Linked DNA regions of Homo sapiens: region 1 is linked to region 2. A link is an interaction called in ENCODE POLR2A ChIA-PET data of the cell type or tissue named here. Cell type or tissue: GM12878. All regions are shown on one strand. Region 1 overlaps LOC105371291 (a long non-coding RNA gene). Region 2 holds the start of ADGRG5 (adhesion G protein-coupled receptor G5).

What was found. ChIA-PET counts read pairs that join two places held together with the same protein. Peaks named below come from ENCODE experiments on the same cell type or tissue, not always from the same donor. Only the 100,000 strongest peaks of a DNase experiment are listed, where the experiment ranks them.
Region 1: POLR2A ChIA-PET joins it to region 2 with 7 read pairs; 5 of 35 experiments call an interaction of 5 or more read pairs at or near these places.

The regions. Positions count from the first base shown.
Region 1 is chr16:57,600,335-57,604,334 of GRCh38, reverse strand. The region is part of intron 1 of LOC105371291 (a long non-coding RNA gene); the gene reads left to right. It also overlaps the pseudogene HMGB3P32. Among named protein-coding and RNA genes, the nearest start is that of ADGRG1, 26 kb to the left of the region's middle. RefSeq lists an enhancer at 4,000. In GM12878, a CTCF peak has its summit at 3,781 (motif pointing left); a DNase peak (open chromatin) is centred at 2,164; H3K4me3 peaks cover 408 bases; H3K27ac peaks cover 1,843 bases.
Region 2 is chr16:57,542,155-57,546,154 of GRCh38, reverse strand. ADGRG5 (adhesion G protein-coupled receptor G5) reads right to left here and starts at 3,512. Exons shown (of 12, transcript NM_001304376.3): 1 at 3,454-3,512. RefSeq lists enhancers at 1,749-2,058, 3,563-3,732 and a silencer at 2,119-2,168. In GM12878, no CTCF peak of the experiment used is centred here; DNase peaks (open chromatin) are centred at 1,704 and 3,614; H3K4me3 peaks cover 4,000 bases; H3K27ac peaks cover 3,691 bases.

The DNA of each region.
Region 1 (4,000 bases), 58 kb before region 2:
GCACACCAGCTTGGGCGACAGAGCGAGACTGTGTCTCAAAAAACAAACAAACAAAGGTTTGGAATTATGTACAACTTTGATACAGTTTCAGGGTGCTCTGGACACCCACGGCCACTTTATGTAAACCACTGACAATTTCTAGAGCACTCTGAGAGACTGCAATATGATCGTGATCAAATTTTGTAATTAAAACTAATGAGGGCAACAGATATTTCTCAAATGAGAGATGAGTCAATTACAACGCGGTCCCCAACCTTTTTGGCACCAGGGACCGGTTTCATGGAAGAAAATTTTCCACGGACGGGGGTCAAGGGTGGGGGCAAGGGGGGGATAGTTTTGGGATGAAACGGTTCCACTTCAGATCATCAGGCATTATTTAGATTCTCCTAAAGAGCACTCAGCCTAGATCCCTCTCATGTGCAGTTTACAACAGGGTTCAGAATCTAATGCCACCGCTGATCCGACAGGAGGCTCAGGTGGTAATACTTGCTCGCCTGCCGCTCACCTCCTCCTGTGACGCCTGGCTCCTAATGGACCACAGACGAGTACTGGTCCATGGACCGGGGGTTGGGGACCCCTGAATTATGACACTCCTCTGCTCTAAGATATTGACAAGGAGATGGATAAACAGGTTTTTTAATTCCTCCTCCTCCTCCTCCTCTTCCTTGTCTACCTTTTTCCAGGCAACTTTAACTTTTGCACCATCGAACTTTCCTTCAGACTTCGAGTCAGCAACACCCTTCTCACACTTCTTCAGCTTGCTGCCGTAGTGATGTCAGGCAGCTTTGCACTGTCACTCAAGTTATTCCATATCTCACTCAGCCTTTTTGCCACATCTCCAATAGAGATGCCAGGGTTTGTGGATTTGTCCTCGGGGCAGAATTCTGAACAGAACAGGAAGAATCCAGATGGTAGCCTTTTGGGGGCTTTAGGGTCCTTCTTCTTGCCTCCCTTAGCTGGTCCGTAATTCTTTATTTCCCAATCATAGAGTACTTCATCCACCTCGGTCATTTCGTCAGGCTTAGACTTCTCTTTTCCACACATTGTCTTCCGCCTCTCAGAGCACTTCTTGGAAATTTCTGTGAAATTGACAAGAACCTCTGGGTTTTTCTTCTTGCATTCTTCTCTGCATGTCTGCATAAAGAAGGCATAAGCAGACATCTCACCTTTTGGTTTCTTGGGGGTCATCTTTAGCCATCCTGACTATATTGTCGCTAGTCTGGGCAACGCAGGGCACCTGCTTTACACATTTTTAATTGGGCTTTTTGCCACTTTCTTACTGATTCATAGGACCTCTTTGCATATTAGAAACCTTAATTCTTTAATACATATGAGCCAAATATTTTCCCAGGATCTTCTGCATGCTTTTAGCTAAATTCTTGGTGTCATTGGTCATAGAAAAGTTTTGCATTTTTATATAGTTAGATGTAGTCTTCCTTTATGATTTCTGGCTTTCATGTCTTGCTTTAAAAGGCTTTTTCTGATTGGAATTTATTTTTAAAATACTCTCCTATATTTTCTTTTTAATACTTTTAGAGTATTTGTTTAACATTTAATTCATCTGGAATTTTTGTGTGCATGAACATGATGTGAGGTAGGGGTCTAATTTTTTGTGGGGTGAGTCTTTTTAAAAATTGATACATAATAGTCATACATACTTATGAGGTACCTGTGATATTTTGATCCATGCACACAATGTGTAATGATTAAATGAGGATAATTAGGATAACCATCACCTCAAGCATTTATTATTTCTTTGCATTGGGAACCTTCCAAATCTCCTATTCCAGCTATTGTGAAATAAAGTATAAATCCTATTAACTATAGTTGCCCTATTAGAATCTAGTTTTGTTTGCATCTGAATGGAGAACCAATTGTCCCAACACCATTTACCGATTAAGTCACCCCTTCCTGCCTGACTTGTGATGTCCCTTTGTCAAAGGCATCTCTCTGTCATTTTATGCACTCTTCTTGTGGTTGGCACATGGCAGAACTCATAAATGTTGACTTTGGGAGCAGCTGAAATGTCAGCTGAATGACAGCGAGCATACGCCACAGTGCAGCTGACCACAGAGCTCACCTCGCAGCTCAGAAGTCAGAACGAGAAATGAATATGAGTGGCTCCCAACATCAGTGAATATTTGTGGCTTTGGTTTTGATGTTGTTTTCAAATCAACTTTGCTTATCTACAATAAAATTTCCACATTTTAAGTGTACAGGGTGATGACTGATGACTTGGCAAACATGTACACTCTCGGACCAAACACACCAACCAAAATATAGAACACGTCCATCTTTCAAGAAAGTTCCTTTGGGGCTCTTTGCAGTCAACCTCCCCTCCACTTCCACCCCAGGCAACCACGATTACCTGAAACCACACGTGTGTAGCACATTGATAACATTTTCAGAGAAATAAATAACCCAGCTGCAGCATGAGCTTGTTGGCTGAGGAGGAAGGCCAACTTCCCCTAAGGGACAGGACTTCTCTCTTGAGGCCGACAAACTCCCCCCTGGGCTGGTTTGGTTAAGAAGAAATGGGGTAATCCAAACCAGGTCTCCCCAGCTTCAGGTAGGCAAGTTCTGTTCCAGTGGTTTTTAACAAGTCTAGAAATCGGCCAGATATTTACTTAATATTTTCTTCTAGATCAACTGGCCTTTTTACATGTAATTCAAAATGATCACTTTTAAAATAAAATATAATATCCCATTAAATGATGAAGGGCACACGCCATAATTAACAAAGGACTAGTGATGATGTAAAATGAAAAATGAATCTCCTGTGCCATCTGAAATCACATGAATACTGCCTCAGGGGGCACCCACAGACATGAAAGAGGTAAGGGAAAAGCAGAGGAAGAATCTGGAACTTCATTCAGGTTGGAGGCTGGTGGTTAGAGGGGAGGGAGAGGGGCAGAAGGGCTGTCTCAACAGAGCTGAGGGGTGAGGGCTCCCTTCATCACTAAAGCAAAGGAGTTGCTTTGGGAACAAACCTGAGTCCACACAGTCCCTTCCTGCAAGGCCATGAGAAGGTCAGAAAACAGCCCCTTAGCTCATAGGTTCTGGGACCTTCCAGCCATAAAAGGAAACAGAGCAGTTTTTGAGGGGCCACTCAAGGGGAAAATACCTTTGGAGTCAGACAGACTGGGATTCACTTCTACTTAGGTGACACTGGGGAAGAGAGTAAGCTTTCTGGGCCTCAGTTTTCTCATCTGTATAATGGATATAATAGCAGTACCTCACTGTAAGGACCGAAAGAAGTGTGGTTTGTAAAGCACATTGCCCAGAAATGATAATCAGTCACCCTTCATTTGCCCTAGGATCCTGAAGGATACAAACACGTGGATATCAGCCTTTGCCCCAATGACTGAGTAGTTAATAAAATCAGTCCCCACTGAAAGAAGTGGGGCTGGCAGTCATGAGTTTTATTAATTAATTGCTCGTTAAAGTTTTTGCCAATGGGAGCAGTTAACTGCCTGTAGGCTGGCAGCCCTAACTAAATGAGAATGGATTCGGGGGTTGGCCTGGAAGCAGGGCAGGATTTGGGTGAGCAGAGGCTCTGGCCACAGAGGGCCTGTAGCACCTACTCCGGAACGCCTTGGCCAAGGCCTCTCCCAGTTCTGGCTTCCTCTGAGGATGGAGGCAAGGGGCCTGCAAGGGCCTGGCAGAGGCAGGAAGCGGGCACCGGTGGGCTGGGAATTACTCTTTGCATGACTGAGCTGACCCTTTCCCAGGCCATGCGCAAATTAGCTGCTGCAATCCCGCAGGCTCTGCCAGGTGACTGCTGCTGCCACCTGCAGGCACAGGTGAGGAGTGCTCGGTGGTCAGGCCCTTGCCCCAGTGCCCACACTCAGCACTGCCCTTTCCCCCGCGGGAGCACACGGAGATCACGGCCACACACTAGGAGGGACCATCACACCTTTGCCTGATGGGCAGGGCAGGAGGAGCCCTTGAGACTTATCTCAACTGTGCCTTACCCCATTTCATTGAAGGGGTGGGGAGG
Region 2 (4,000 bases):
GAGACCCTGTATCAAAAATAAATAAATAGAGCCAGACACGGTGGCTCACACCTGTAATCCCAGCACTTTGGGAGGCCGAGGCAGGAGGCTCACCTGAGGTCAGGAGTTCAAGACCAGCCTGGCCAACAAGGTGAAACTCTGTCTCTACTAAAAATACAAAAATTAGTCAGGCGCAGTGGAGCGTGCCTGTAATCCCAGCTACTCGGGAGGCTGAGCCAGGAGAATCGTTTGAACCCGGGAGGCAGAGGTTGCAGTTAGCAGAGATCACATCACTGCACTCCAGCCTGGGTGACAGAGCAAGACTCTGTCTCAAAAAATAAAAATAAATAAATGGTGAACTTGCACATGTGAGAAATAATATAAGCACAGCTACATTGTTTGTAAGAGCAAATAACTAGAACCAGCACAAATATCTATGAACACGGGACTAATTAAATAAACTGTAACTTATTCCTACAACATTAGAATATGCAGATGAAAAAGTGGAAGCTCTGCTCTTATTGACATGGAAAGCTCTCCAAGACGTATTTTCAAGTGAAAAAGCAAAATGCAGAATAGTTTGTAGAGTATGCAACTTATTGTATCAACTGGGGCACTTTTGTATCAACTGGCACATCCAAGCCCAGCTATTGTAGAGACGTGGTTTCAGCATGTTGCCCAGGCTGGTCTCCAACACCTGGGCTCAAGCGATCCTCCCACCTCAGCCTCCCAAAGGGCTGGGATCATAGGAGGAAGCCACCAAGCCCAGTCTCCACTCCAGTGTCATGAAGGAATTTGCCTGTTTCTTCCAGTACTTTTATAGATTCATTTTTCAAATTGAAATCTCCAGTCCATTTGCATTGATACTGGGATGCACTGGGAGATATAAATCCAATTTCATTTTTTCTCCAGGTGGTCACCCATTTTTCTTAACATGAATTTTTTAAATATATATGTTTATTTTTAATACGAAATAGAGACTATGGAGTCACAGAGGACTGGGTTCTTATTTATTTGGTTATTTGGTTATTTATTTGGCTGTGCTATTTACTTACCCTCTCAGAACCTCAGAGAAAAGACAAGGGACAAGATTTGGGGGAGCCGGGTGTGGTGGCTCATGCCTTAATCCCAGCACTTTGGGAGGCTGAAGCAGGAGGATCACTTGAGCCCAGGAGTTTGAGACCAGCCAGAGTAACATAGGGAGACCCCATCTCTACAAAATTAAACATTAAAAAACCTAACCCAGCATGGTGGCATGAGCCTGTGGTCCCAGCTACTCAGGAGGCTGAGATGAGAGGATTACTTGAGCCTGGGAGCCGTGATTGTGACACTGCACTCCGGCCTGGGTGACAGAGTGAGACTTTGTCTCCAAAGCAAAACAAAACAAACAAACAAACAAAAAAACAGAAAGGTTTGGGGAGGCAAAAGAAGCTACTGAAGGAACTCATTCAGGAGAGATAACTCAGGCCCAGTAGTGGAGGACCTGACAGCACAGAAAGGATCTTGGGCCAATTTGTCCACCCCTTCACTATACTGTTGGTGAAACTGAGGCCCAGAGAGATAGATGGATTTGACCTGCAAGGTGTAAGACCAGGCTCTTACCCCCACTGGTTCCAGGCAGGCACTGAGGGAAGAAAAGCCTGACCCTACCACACAACTGAAGAAATTGAGGCCAAAGCAGAAGTGATACCTCCCCCAGGCACTCCAGATAGAAGCTGTGGTTTCCACCCCCTTTCCCAGGAGCAAACCACAGTCTTCACTTCTGCTTGCAACCTCCAAATTCCCCTCCACATCCCTTCAGAGAGGTCACCATGCACCATCCCCCCACACGCTGAGCCATTTCATTCTCCACCCTGCAATTCATTATTTGTGGCCTTCTAGGAAACAGCAATCCCTTATCTGACTTCCAGGATGGTTCCAGTTGATGGTGGGGAAACCGAATACTGCGTAAGAGGAGTCTGCTTGAGGTTCTACAGCAGGCCAGTGGGCAAGCTGGGACTCAAACCCAGGCCTCCACGGTCCAGGGCACTACCCCCTGCACACTGCAGCCTCCCAAAGATGGTTGGGCAGCTGAGTTGCTTTGCAGACAAGTAAGACTCTATTTAGGCCAATAGAGAAATGAGGAGCTGTGGAGCACAGGACAGAGCCTTTGGAAGATGAGAATTTGATAACCAGTTGCAGTATTCAGTGCCTAGGCTGTGTGACACTGGGCAGGCACCTGACCTCTCTGTGTCTCAGGTTTTCTCATCTGTAAAATGAGGCCAAGGAAATCTATTTCCCAGAAAGAGAAATTCAAACAACAATTTCCCTGATCCTCTCCTGGGAATCAGGCCCTGAGAAAGGTCCAGGGCTCTGATCAAAGTCCTTGGCCAGGAATACATCTGAGCACAAGGCTTGGGAACCCCTGCCTTCCTCCCTACAGCTGACCATGCACCCCCGAAGCCCACCTCTCCCCAGCAGCACGAAGGCCTACTGAGCCAGCCATTCTCCGCACACAGCCCCACCTGCCCCTGCCAACCACAGTCTGGAGCCCCTGCCCCTGGCCTGGGTGAGGAATCAATCAACCTGTGGTCTCTGCAAAAAAGCACTAACAGGCCAGGAACGGTGGCTCACGCCTGTAATCCCAGCACTTTGGGAGGCCAAGGCAGGTGGATCACCTGAGATCAGGAGTCCGAGACCAGCCTGACCAAAGTGGCGAAATCCCGCCTCTACTAAAATTACGAAAATTAGCCAGGCATGCTGGCTGGTGCCTGTAATCCCAGCTACTCAGGAGGCTAAGGCAGGAGAATCGCTTGAACCTGGGAGGTGGAGGTTGCAGTGAGCCGAGATCGCACCACTGCACTCCAGCCTGGGCAACAAAGCAAGACTCCGTCTCAAAAAAAAAAAAAAAAAAAAAAGCCCTAAGAAATGCTATAGTAACCCTATTTCCCAGGTTGGGAAAGAGAGGCCACCCTGGAGCCCAACAGGAAGTCTGTGACCAAGCCAGCAGCAGGTCCATTTACCTGAGACATGCTGTCCCCAGGATCCAATCCAGGTCACTCTGAAAGGAGCTGCACCTGCTCCAGATTGCCAAGCACAAACTGTGTGCCAGGTCCTCTACTGAGCCCCTGACAGCCATCCAAGGTGCAGGTTCCCAGACTCACCCCATTTTACAGATGAGAAACTGAGGTCCAGAAAAGAAACCTCTCTTCACTTGTCCCAGACCTCGCGGGGAAGCTAAGATTCGAGACCCATGCCTAACCACTTCTTAATTTAAATTGCCCCTCCTTCCAAAAGCACAGATCTCTACATTGCCCCAGATGTGGAGCTGCCAACCAGAAAGGGAAGGAGGGTGGGTCCCCAGCTTGCTCACCAGGATATCACCAGGTCTGTGCCCACCTGGACATGGGTATGGCCAGTGCCCACTGAGGGGCCTGTGGATAAGGACAGAGAACTGGGCAGAGGAGAGTGGGGAGAGGCCCGGAGGAGGCTGACCTGAGAAGCTGCCGCTGCCGTCTCAGCTGCTGTCTCGGCTGCTGTCTTGTAGCTTCTGCAGGAAGAAGGGGAAGTCGGGAGGCGTCTGTGGGTGGCCTCTCCCTTTGCCCCACACCTGCACCCCCACTGCACTTCTCTCTGCTCCCTTCACCCCAGGCCCAGGCACCACACTCTCACTTCACTTCTTCTTTCACCAGCAGCAGCCTCTTTGCTTCCTTCGAGCTGTCGGTCATGCCCTGGTCACCCTTTGAGGGTATCACCCCGTAGAGTCTGCAGCTACTTCCTGGGGTGGCTGCTCCTCTGTGGAGGTGCTCAAGGACATGGCAACGTGGCCTTATGCAGTGCGCAAGACCCACCTGAGCTCTGCACCTTTGGGCAAGACATGTTGCCCCTCTGGGCCTCAGTTTTCCCATCTATAGAAAAGGGAAAATGATCCCTGCCTGACCTGACAATTGATGGCATATTGATGATGGCAAAGACCTCAGGCAGCAGCTTGGTCAGACTGCCTGGGTTCAAGTACCAAGCCCACCACTTACTGGGTGGGTGA